Regions from separate parts of the Homo sapiens genome. Here region 2 is linked to region 1. Evidence: chromatin contacts called from ENCODE Hi-C or POLR2A ChIA-PET data. All regions are on one chromosome and are shown on one strand. The core of a region is the stretch at or near the end of the contact, and the rest is flanking DNA. Distances in the headings are between cores, read along the strand shown. Region 1 holds the start of RGL1 (ral guanine nucleotide dissociation stimulator like 1). Region 2 has its middle 48 kb from the start of RGL1.

What was found. Hi-C counts contacts between places; a loop is a spot of excess contacts on that map. ChIA-PET counts read pairs that join two places held with the same protein, here RNA polymerase II (POLR2A). Pooled maps may share reads with other maps.
Region 2: a loop to region 1 is called in a pooled map, with 2.1 times the contacts of the local background. The contact joins the enhancer-like site here to the promoter of RGL1 in region 1. A Hi-C loop is called at or near these places in 1 of 168 maps with a recorded cell type or tissue (left ventricle myocardium superior), 1 of 37 single-sample maps with no recorded cell type and 1 of 50 pooled maps. POLR2A ChIA-PET finds 5 or more read pairs at or near these places in 8 of 52 experiments (GM10248, H1, MCF 10A and 5 more).

Annotation. Positions count from the first base shown.
Region 1 is chr1:183,801,689-183,807,822 of GRCh38, reverse strand. It overlaps RGL1 (ral guanine nucleotide dissociation stimulator like 1), which reads right to left and starts at 2,703. Exons shown (of 18, transcript NM_001297671.3): 1 at 2,499-2,703; 2 at 1,338-1,448. The coding sequence starts at 2,525. RefSeq lists enhancers at 231-280, 1,024-1,083.
Region 2 is chr1:183,753,939-183,760,072 of GRCh38, reverse strand. It overlaps a transcript of RGL1 not described here. Among named protein-coding and RNA genes, the nearest start is that of RGL1, 48 kb to the left of the region's middle. Within about 2 kb of position 2,817, at least 4 of the 41 ENCODE cell types and tissues checked have a DNase peak (open chromatin) inside an H3K27ac peak, as active enhancers do; they include PC-9 and endothelial cell of umbilical vein, where a contact is called at or near this core.

The DNA.
Region 1 (6,134 bases), core at 1,454-3,953:
TATTCTGAGTAAGGTAGGTACTTGGTAAGTGAAGACCTCTAGTTCTCACTGGAAAGCTCCTATCTTTCCAGACCACACCTGCAGATGTCATTAACAATTTCTGGCCCTCATGGGTGATACCTTGGCCCAAAGTACAGTAGCAGGAAAGGCCTGAGCTGAAGCAGCTGGGGAAGCCCAAAGCAATGAATGCCTGTGTCAGCAGACTCATGGCAGAGGAAGTGATTGCTGCCGGCCATGGGCCACCATCCTGCCTTAAACTCCCTGGAGTTACAAGTCACACGTTACCACTACTCTTAACAGGAGGCCCTGTGCAATTTTGTGTCCTATCCTCCTTCACACTCCACCTTTGAATGCTGCTCAAAATATTCTGAATTTTCAGAGACTCCAAGCCGCTAAAGATGGGATGCAAGTGCATAAATCTTCAACACTCTGAAGCCCATCGGCTAAAATAAGGCCAGCCAGGTGAAATCACACTCCACCCCCTCTATTCAGCCAACCATTATTTTCTTTCTCAAGGCTTTTTGGGTCGCCTCTCACCGCCTGGTCTGAGAACTACTTCTCCTTCCAGATCAAGAATCCCTTCATTCTTCCACATGTTTGACATTTGCCCAAGTAGTGATCCTGTCGCTGAGCTTTCCATTTCTCATATTCGCTTTATTTGGGATGTGTTGAAGGATCTACTAGGTGATACCTACAAACTTGCATGACCTCACCCAATATTTTACAATCTCAGTGGAAAAGAGTCCTGTTTACAGAAGCAGCATTTTTCCAAAGGCCCACCACTCTACACACAAAGTAGTGGGTACTAAGCATCCATTTGCCTCCTCCCAAGATATAGAAAAGAGATCACAATAGGAAATCTACCACCCCTCAAAGGATGCAGACTTGGAATGCTCTGTCTCCTGAGCAATCTGGGTACCTCCTAGAGATATAGGAGCAAGGCAGACGCTGACAGCATCAATTGGGGGAGGGCAGAGAGAGACAAGGGTGGCTTCTGGGCAAAGCTGCTTATGGCTCTTGTCTAAGAGAGTGCTGCTCTCTGGGCCTGTATTCTGTGTGTCATTTTCTGCCACTCCACCCCCAATCTATTTGCCAAAGACCTCAAGATGTTTCTAAGAGGTTCTGAATTATTGACAAACCTAGGGAAGATGCTTTTGAAAACATTAAATACAAAAAGAGACCTGTTCAGCTAGTGCAAACACTTGGTCATTAGCATTTTCCTTTTTAAAGCGAAAAGAGGAAAAAAAAAAAAGCCTGCCTCTGTTAAATAATAATGATATTCACAGAACGACAGACACTGAAATTCCAAAGTTCACCATCTCGCCAGCTTTACTCACCCCTAGCCATCTTGCTCCTTTATTGGCAGCCTGTTGAATCTGGACTCTTTTGAGGGTGACATGGTAAACAGCTCCTTCCTCTACCTCTTCACCCCAGTCCTGAATCGAGCTCTGCCAGGGACGGGATAAAGAGAAAGAAAAAGAGTATTTTTTTCCTCTCTGCTAACCACAATCTATCCCAGCTGCCTTGCTGCTTACAACAGCACTCAGGGCACAAGATGGGCTGTTCAAAATAAATATTACAATCCGCAATACAAGACACATTTTGATAGAGGGAATGCTGAGATTTTCTTGGCTTGCAGTCCCTTCCTGTGGTATCAGGATCCCCTGACTTTTCCATTTAGTTATTTCTCCTAGACTTGCTCACATATCTTAAATAGTTTTGTTTTGAAGTCTTTCTTTTTCTTTACAAAGAAACTAGATTAGTCCTGATTAACTTGTCCCCCTTAAGTGAAAGGAAAAATAATTCTTTGTAAAAAAAAAAAAAAAAAAAAAAAAAAAAAAAAAAAAAAAAGAAAAGAAAAGAAAAAGAAAAAGAAAAAAAGAAAAGAATAAGTCTGTACTTTTTAGAGTGGCTCGGTCATTGAAGAAACCAGATTTTAAACTCAGACACAAACAAGTGTTTAAAACGCCAAGAGTCCTCACTCCTTTGGAAGTGAAGTGGTTTGCTTGTCTTTTCTCCTCATTGTTTTGGAGCCCACAAAGTTAGCGGGGGTGGAAAGTTTTTATTTCCGTAAAATAATCTGGCAAGTGCAGAAAAAGCAACACATCATCAGGCAGCTTCTACTAAAATCTGTGCAGCGACCCCCTGGATTTCCATGTCCCCAGCTAAACCTGAGGTTTGTGTTAAAGAGCCGCTGGGACGCAGAAGCGCTCCGCGGTTCACCCACACTAACAGTTCTTTTTCCTTCAAAGTTCTCCCCTCCTGACATGCATCTGCCCCAGACACACCACAGGCAATTGCTGAGAAAGTAGGTACGGTTGAAAGGGAGAAGACACGCAGAGAGAGAGGAATACAAAGCGGAGTGAGAGAGCTTTAGCTCACAAGTATGGAATCGGATTGCTCCGTTCACTCCGAGGGAGTCCAAAACACGCCCAGCGAAAGCGGGAGAAGATTCCCCACCAGAGAAGCCTCGGGAGAAGGCAGAGAGCTCTCGTTACCATTTTAGCTTGCCAAAGCAATTTCATTCTCAGTTTTCTCTCCGGTGCGCGAACGCTGCATGATGCGCCCTGCTCGGAGGCCAACGCAATGTCTGCTGGGCTCAGCCCCGCGGCGCCTCGCCCCGGTCCCGGTCCCGAGCGACCGCAGCGCACAGACACGCGCCGCGCTGCCCCCGCCGCCGCCGGTGCGCGCGACTCGGGCCACAAAGGGAGCGCGGCGAGCGAGCGAGCAAGCGAGGAGCAGACTCCTCCCCACGCCACTCCGTGATGTAAGGCTTTCCTGTTTGTGCTTGTGAGCACACTCTCCCTTTCTTCAGTCCCATGGATAAAGTCAGCATGAAAGCGTTTCTCCAGTTCTGAAGGTGATTGGGAAACAACACTTTCAAGTTTATCAGGTTTTCCTGACGGTCACCAGGTGCCAAAATAGAACTGAGTGTGGGATGGAGGATTTGTGTGTGTCTTCTTCCTTCGCTAAAACAATGGAAGGAGAAAGTCCAAAAAACTTCCATTATCTGCCTATTATCTATTTTGATTTTAGAATAATTAAGTCAGAATGACCCCAGTGAGAGCCGCAATACTAGACGCCAGGAAGTTTTTCATTAGGACAGAGGATAAGGTCAGAGGACACCCGGGTATTCCAAAACCATGCCCAGGGGCTATACCCTCTCCTGCATCAGCACACTGCCAACAGGAAATCGCGCTGGGCTTTTCACCACCCCAATTACCCAGTAACTGGCCATTGGGGGTGGGAAGGGAACAAAGCAGGGTAAGGTTTTGCTAGGACTGACAGTGTCCTGGAGGTTCTGTGAGTCTTTGTGAGTAGCCACCATGGGTTGAGTTGCCTGTACTGTAGGGACACAGTAGGATCATAGCCACAGGGAAAAGTTCTTCATCAGATGACTACCAGCAGGAGTTTTATCATAATGGAAAGATCTGCTATAGGGATAAAAGATTATTACATTTTTTTAGATCCAGTTTTAACAAGTCAACAGCAAGAGATACCAGATAATGCAGTCAAACTTGACACCTGCCAGAATTCCATGCAAATTGCAAATACCTTTAGGGCTCATGTCTTTCATACTATTCACCCTAAATGAATTTAATCACCTTCAAATAAAAAAAAAAATAGGTCTCCCACTAATTGCCATACTATGACATAAGCCTGGGTTTTGGTTAATGGTAAATATATCATGAGCTGACAATTTAGCAAATCAAGTGTACTGATGTTCCCAGGAGAGCAGAATAAATGACAGCAAGGGCACATTAAGCAAAAACAAAAGGATCTGTGGACACTTGAGAACATCTACAAGTCATTCAGCCAGGTTATCCCCATACAACCAGAACCTAAGGGCACCATCACTGTATAGAGAGGAGATGCCCTTTTAGCAAGCTGAAGTGGTTGTTCTATAATTTAAAAAACAAACGAACGAAAAACACATAGACTAAATCCTTCTATGATGATCAGGGCAGAATGTTGCTGGGAACCAGAGGAAAATCATGTGAAGGCCCTACCTCCCTGCTTGTTAAGCCATCCTCAGGAACCCAGGCCCACCTCTAGAGGACCTATTAGGTGATCTTGGACACCACGAAATGCAACTGAGGACAGTTAAACAACCTGTAAGATTAACTTCACCACTACTTTAACCTGATTTTTGGCTACACATTTGGCAGTAACTGAAATATTTCCATTTCAGGGATATTAAGCAGTTTCTTCAACCTCACTCTCCCAGGAAACCTTCCTGGACAGGGCGGCTTAAATTCACAAGGCCCCACTCAGGTTTCAGAGCTACTCACCTTTCTCTGTACTCCAATTCCCTGGCTGGCCACCTAGTGTGTAAAGGGAAAAGAACTAGCTTCAAGCCAAGTGGATACAGCTTCACATCCAGCCTTGCAGTGAGTGAACCTGAATGCTACTACCCTGAGCCTTAATTTCCTCATCTGCAAAATGGGACAACCATCTACCTGAAAGAGTTTGAAAGAGATCAAATGAAATAATGCATGCAAATCATCAAGCACATGGTAAGTGATCCAAAAAAATTCCACTGCCTCCTTATTGTACTTCCTCCCAAACCATATTTATCCAGACTCAGTGAAAAGCGTGTTATGTATGCAACACTAGGAAATCTGAAATGATGTCTTCTCATGGAATTACTTTAAAATTTCAGAGAGGTTTTCCAAGAATAACTATTTGTATTTACACCTCACAATGTATGTAATTTTGTACAAATGCTGTTCTGCAAAAAAAGAGGCAGACTTTATGCTAGATAGAGCAATTGTGTGTTGCAGTTTACAAATTTTTTAATATTCATTTAAAAATATTTCATCAGTAGGCAGTTCAGTCCATATTACCTTATTACCTGTACCTTTGGGTTAAAGTACTCCTGGTCAATATGTGGGAAGACAAACCAGTAAGCCATTTATAACTCAGTTGGTGTTTATTTACCACATTAGCCTTCCCGTGACCTAACAGAGTCCTGAGAGGATAGGTTAAGTTTTGTTAAAAGATCAGGAATGTTTTGTAGTTTTTAGAGAGCAAGACTTGCATCTCTTTGGTTCAGTTTATTCCAAGGTACTTTATTCTGATACTATTGTAAATGGGATTGCTTTGTAAATTTCACTTTTAGATTGTTTGTTGTTAGTATATAGAAACACATTAATTCTTTATTTTGCAATTGACTGAATTTGTTTATTAGTTTATAAGGGTTTTTTTTTTTTTTTTTTTTTGCTGATACACCTAAATAGAAAGACATCCCGTGTTTACGGGTTGAAAGACTTAATATGTTAAAATGTCCATATTATCCAAAACTTTCTGCATATTCAATGCAATCCCTTCCGAAATCCCAAGTGTATTTTTGACAGAAATAGCAAAAATAACCTTAAAATTCAAATGGAACTACGAAGGATCCTGAATAATCAAAGCAATCTTGAAAAAGAAGAGTAAAGCTGGAGATCTCATGCTTCTTGATTTGAAAACATATTACAAAGCCACAGTAATCAAAACTTTATGGTACCGGCATAAAGACAGACACACAGATCAATGGAACAGAACAGAAAGCCCAGAAATAAACCCAAGCATATGTGGTCAACTGATCTTCAATAAGGATGCCAAGAATATACAACAAGGAAAAGATAATCTCTCCAACAAATGGTGCTGGGAAAACATTTGTACAAAAACTAGATCACATGTAAAAGAATGAAATTGGACATTTATTTTACACCATACACAAAAATCAATTCAAAATGGATTGCAGACTTAAACATAAGACCTGAAACTATAAAACTCCTTAAAGAAAATTGCTATAGTTTGGTTTGTTTGACCCCTCATAATCTTATGTTGAAATTTAATCCCCAGTGTTGGAGGTAGGGCCTAATGGGAGGTGTCTGGATCATGGAGGCAAATCCCCCATTAATAGCTTGGTACCATCCTCAAGGTATTGTGTGAGTTCTCACTTTATTAGTTCCAGTGAGAGCTGATTGTTACAAGGAGTATGACCCCCATCTCTCTCTTGCCTCCTCTCTCACCATGTGATCTCTGCATGCGCTGCCTCACCTTCCCCTTCTGCCATGAACTAAAGTGGCTTGAGGCCCTCAACAGATGCAGATGTTGGCGTCATGCTTCTTGTGTACAGCTTGCAG
Region 2 (6,134 bases), core at 1,568-4,067, 48 kb after region 1:
AAAATTTATGTGACTTACTTTGTGCAATATTTGCTTTACTGAGGTGGTCTGGAAACAAACCAGGTATCCACGAGGTATGTGTGTACCATTAATGTGATGAGTCTTATAAGATAGATATGCAGAGATATTACAGTACCACACAGGAGGGTCACTAACCCTGACCAGAAAAATCAAGGATGTCTTCCTGGAAGAGGTGATACTTGAGCACATTCTAATACCAACAGTGAAATTTAACCATAATGAAAGCTTTAATATCCTCAGTATCCACCTTTAGTTTAGACTAAGAAACTTATTAAATGCATCATGTCATATTCAGGTGGTCTTAATCACAAGGAATCTTGAGACTGGCAACAAGGGCCAATGGAAAAGAATAAGACAGTTGACAAACTGGAGCTGGAGAGACTTCCCTGACTAGAGGTATGTGTCCCATGGTAGTAGCAGGCTGTTTGGTAAGATGTGTCCCAAGGACTGTATTGTAAATATTTTTTAATTTTCTGTATATTATGATGTTTTGATGTCTTTAAAAACTTTACAACTGGGAGAGACTGCCTTCCCTGGGCTAGCTAATTCTTAAAGATAACAAAAGTCAGAGAGCATACCTTTGATGTGCAAATTAACCAAGCAAAAGCCTTATCTCCTCTGTTTGGCCTGGATACTTCAGGAGACAGTATTTATCTGCCTTAATCATCCCAGGGCCAGGTACTAGGCAACTAGAAACTACTCCTATAGCAGAAAACCCACCAAAAGTGTTCAAACTAACCAATCCCAAACATTCTCCCTGCCGTGGCATGCCTTTTCCTCAAAAACCCCAATACAGAAGTAATCTAAGCTTCCCACTCACTCTTGTCTTCTGCCTCATGACCACAATCGTGTCTTCCCATGCAGAATATCTCCTCTCTCTAGGACCTGCAAGTGTAATAACCTTTGTTTTTTCCTGAGCCTCTCTTGTATCTCTTATGGCTGCACGTGACTAACCAAGCTCAGAAGGAACACAAAACAAGGGCATAGGAAAACTCTGATGTGATTCTGGCAAGCTTTCATATCCAAGAAAGCAACAGGAGTTCAGGGATTGGGTAAAAATAGCCAGGTTCCAAACAGACTGTTTACAATTAGACCCCAATTAATAGCTTGGGGTAAGTGGAACAGAGCTCAATTATGCAGAAGACAGAGCTACATGGAGCCTAACAGAGTTCTAAGTTCTATTTAAATAGGATGGAGTTAAGGGCACCATTTAAATAGGTACAGTCTCTCTGAGAAACTGGGTCCTACTATGGACTGAATGTTTGTGTTCCCAAACTTTGTTAGGTTGAAAACAGAACCCCCTCAGTGTGATGATATTAGGAGGCAGAGCTTTGGGGAGGCAATAAGGTCATGAGGGTAGAGTCTTCATGAATGGGATTCATGCCCTTATAAAAGGGACCCCAAAGAGCTCTCCAACTTTTTCTGCCACATGAGGACCCATTGAGAAGACACCATCTGTAACTCAGAGAAGGAACCTCACCAGAACCCAAACATGCTGGCATCCTGATGTCAGACTCCCAGCCTCCAGAGCTGTGAGAGAGAAATTTCTATTGTTGGCTGGGCACGGTGGCTCATGCCTGTAATCCTAGCACTTTGGGAGGCCAAGGCGGGTGGATCACAAGGTCAGGAGATCGAGACCATCCTGGCTAACACGGTGAAACCCCGTCTCTACTAAAATATATATAAAGTTAGCCAGGCATGGTGGCAGGCGCCCGTAGTCCCAGCTACTCTGGAGGCTGAGGCAGGAGAATGGTGTGAACCCAGGAGGCAGAGCTTGCAGTGAACCAAGATCGTGCCACTGCACTCCAGCCTGGGCGACAGAGCGAGACTCCGTCTCAAAAAAAAAAAAAAAATTCTATCGTTTATAAGCCACCCAGTCTGTGCTATTTCATTGTGGCAGTCCAACTGGCTAAGACAGATGATATATAGGAGAACTGAGATAGAAGCCTAGCCACACCAACTGAGCCAGCACTTTGAGGAATGGAAGAAGATTATGACTCAATGGGCACACTGGTATTTGTTCACATGGGCATTGCAGAGCCAAGGTCTAACAGAGCAAGATTGGTACCAGTTATTGAGCTGAAGTTGATGCCCTGGCCAGGAATGGTTATGGTCTGGACAAGAAAACTAAATGTAAAATTAGAGTGATTTAACAATTTTGGTAGTTTGCTTCATGAGGAGATTATAGAACAAAGACAAATGAGAGACAAATGAATTTCAATCTTACTCTGCCACCAAACAGCTATGTATATTTGAGCATGTGCCTTAACCTCTAATCTTCATAATCCTTATGAGTAAAATGAAAATGTACCTATGGCTGTGACAAATATATTAATAAATATGAAAGCACCAAGTGCAGTTCCTGACACAGAATAGATGCTCAATAAATGATATTTTCTTTTTCTTGTAAACCCAACAGAATATTATTCAGTCTCAATATTCCATTTCTCACTACTGATATGTCTATTTTACCCATCTCAGAGATTCATATATCAAAGCATTTTTATATATTAATAACTTCCTAGAAAGTAAATTTCTATCCCTTTGCCTCATATGAAAATTTGTGGCAGAGTGAAATAGAAATTCATTCAGAATCATAAAGAAGGACCCTAGCTCTGTCATCAAACCACAATTCAGCAAATAGCTGGCTTTTCACAGTTTAATACAATACACTCCCACTGCTTGCCTAAATTGCCATCCAGTTTTTAAAAACTTCTCTCTTCCTGTCTCTCAGATGTGTATGATTTAATCTCCAAAGCATGCATGATGAACACTTACTATTTCCTCCTCCAAGAATGTGATTTTACAATGTGAAGCCCCATTCCTGAGCTGGATAGAGAAGAGGTCATATGTCCAGTCTCCATACAGACATTCGCCAGTTTAATTTCACGTAGAGAACATCTCTGTTCGATAGCCATAGAGAACATTGCATATCGTTGTGGTATTCTTGTAAAACATTGAACATAGATAAGTCCAGTGCATAGTGGATGACTCCGTGCAAATTCAATCAGCAATACAAAAAAAAAAAAACAAACAAACCACCCAACTAAGTGTTATCCAATGGTGAGTCAAATGAATCACCTTAGTACCCAAAGATGACAACATTCTGCTTGATGTTACAATTTAGAGAAACAGGGTATTACCATTAAATAATGAAAATAATTCATCAGTCAATCATCAAATATTTATTTCAACCTGTGTCTAGTAGTACCAGTGCTTTGGGAGTCATAAGTGAAGTAGAATTAAGACTAAGGGGGTGACCTATCAATATGGGAATATAAATTTTTTAAAAAGAAGAAGACTAAGAGGCCTGGTCTGAAGGACAGACAGTCTAGTTGGAGAGGAAGAATTACTATCATGAAAAAAAGAACAACCCCAAATAATCACTACTTGAGCACTGGCTAGCATAGTGTGGACAGAGAAGAGAGACAGCAATCTGGGCTAGAGAGGTTTTGAAGTATTTTCGGCCATCCTAAACATGTCTGACAGACTAGCATTTCTAAAAACAAATCTGAACATGTCACTAGCCTGCCAAAAACCTTTCATTGACTGCACAGTGCCCACAGGATACTTCCTAAGTTTCTAAGTAAGAGACGTGAAGACTTTCATTATTTGTTTCCTCTTGGCTTCATCTCTTGCCATTCCTCTTCTGCTACAGATGCTCTAAATGGTAGGACATTCTCTCTAACACTCCCCTTTACAGTTTTCCCTGATCCAGAAATATTTGATCCAATTCCCCTTCAAAAATTCCATTTGCCAGGCTAGTTTCTACCTTTCCTTTAAGCGAACCAGGGAGGTCAAAGTTGCACTCCAGCCTGGACGACAGAGCAAGACTCCATCTCAAAGAAAAAAAAAAAAATGAACTCAGGCCAGGCGCAGTGGCTCACACCTTTATTCCCAGCACTTTGGGAGGCCGAGACGGGTGGTTCACCTGAGGGCAGGAGTTCAAGACCAGCCTGGCCAACATGGTGAAACCCCGTCTTTACTAAAAATACAAAAAACTAGCTGGGCATGGTGGCAGGCACCTGTAATCCCAGCTACTCAGGAGACTGAGGCAGGAGACTCGCTTGAACCCGGGAGGCAGAGGTTGCAGTGAGCCGAGATTGCGCCATTGCACTCCAGCCTGGGCAACAAGAGCAAAACTCTGTGTCAAAAAAAAAAAAAAAAAGAATGAACTCAACTATCAGCTCAGTGAGAAGCTTCCTTTCCTTGACATGCACACCTATGAGTGCCCATACTCATGCTGGATTACATGCTCTAAGCTCTCGAAATACCTGTGGACACTTATTACAGCACACTGTATGGCAATGACTGATTTATTTATTTAATTCTATTCCCTCATCCCATTGTCCGTTTTTTAAGATCAACTTTGTTGAGGTATCATTTACATATAATAAAATATGTCCATTTTAAATGTATAGTTGAATGAGTTTTGACAAATACGTACACCCATGTAATCACCAATCAAAAAATTGAACACATCACCACAAAACATGTCCAATTCTCCCATTGCTTCCTTGCTCTTTTTTTTTAAAAAGGTACTGAAATTATATAAAGATATTTGTCATACTTAACCCTTTAATAAAGATTTCATTATTTTCTACTACATATAGGTATTATTTATCATTTAAATTTTAAATATTTGAATTTTAAAGGCATAGAATAGTTACAGTTAATCACTACATTGAAAATGAAAATAATATTTTCATTTTAAATATACTTGACAAACTGATTTGTGACTACATAAAACTTTTAAATGATTGCAAGATGTCAGTTACGAATATTCATGTGCAAGCAGGTACTTAACTAAATATGGCCAAAAAATTAACTAAATATGGCCAAAAAATAGAAATTCAACATTATCTAGATGCCACTTTCTGACCAAGTGAAGTAATTTTCAAAAGGTAAGTTTAAAAAAATAGACTTTCAACTTTTAAGATCACATTTCTAAATAACTCACAGGAGTGTGTAGGACTCAGTTCCAGCAGTACAGTGGACTAAATACCCTAGTTCACTCTCCCACTACAAATAACTAAAACAAACAAACAAACAAACAAAAACTTGATAAAATAAAACTAAAATATCTTTTTTAATACATGACAGGCTGGCAAAAAATTAAGAACTCTTAAAAGCCAAAAGGTAAATGAAAGCAGAACCCACAGATAGGCATTGAAGTCAGCTTCCATTCAGACGTCATTGGCCAAACCAGGTAAATTTAAACTTTGTTTTCTGTGACACTTAACTGCCCACCAAAATTCAATTTGTATTTCACTTTCCATAGTATTGAGTCATCACTGGTAAGTAGCAGCTCAGCCAGAGATTACATCTCCCCATCACACATCCCTCACATCTGTATGGAACAACAGGACTAATTCTCAGTCATAGAAGGTAAACTAATACAATGCATGTCTGGTCAAAGAGAGTTAAGAATTGGGTGTGTCTTCTTCAACCTCTTTTTTTGTGAATTGCCAGGTGAATACAAAAGATTCCCAGGTCCCAGAGGATGGTGGAGCTTCAAGAAGAAAGTAGCCTTGGTCCCTAAATTATCACATGGAGAAAAGGGGCACTCCCACCAGAAACACCTAAATTGGACTATTATATGATTGAGAAATAAACTTTTATTATGTTAAGCTACTTAAATTTTATACTGTATTTGTTACAGCATTAATGTTACTCTAACCAACATAGGACTTGTTACCTTAAAGCAAGTAGGGAACAATATACAAAGCCCAAGGTTAGCTTATGGGAGAGAATCTAACAGGAAATCCCCACTGCATAAAACTGAGACCCTAAAATGTGATTCCCTCAGCATCAAGGTGAGCTAGTAATACTATATCTTCTGTGACAATACAAGGAAAGTTGACTATCTTTATATATGATGCTGAGGAGGGGTAGAGAGGGGGAGTCATTTTCTCCTTAGAATTTACTACCACAAGCACGCCCATCTGTAGATTTCTAGCCTGTAGACACATTAAGTGGTCTGAAAAACATCAAGATAAGAATTTATTTTCAAGTAGTTTCCCGTTGGTAGTGCTCCCAGAAACAAATGCAAATTCTCTCTGGAGAAAATTTCCTTCTTTCCAAGAAAAAAAAAAAATGAACCCACTGTCAAA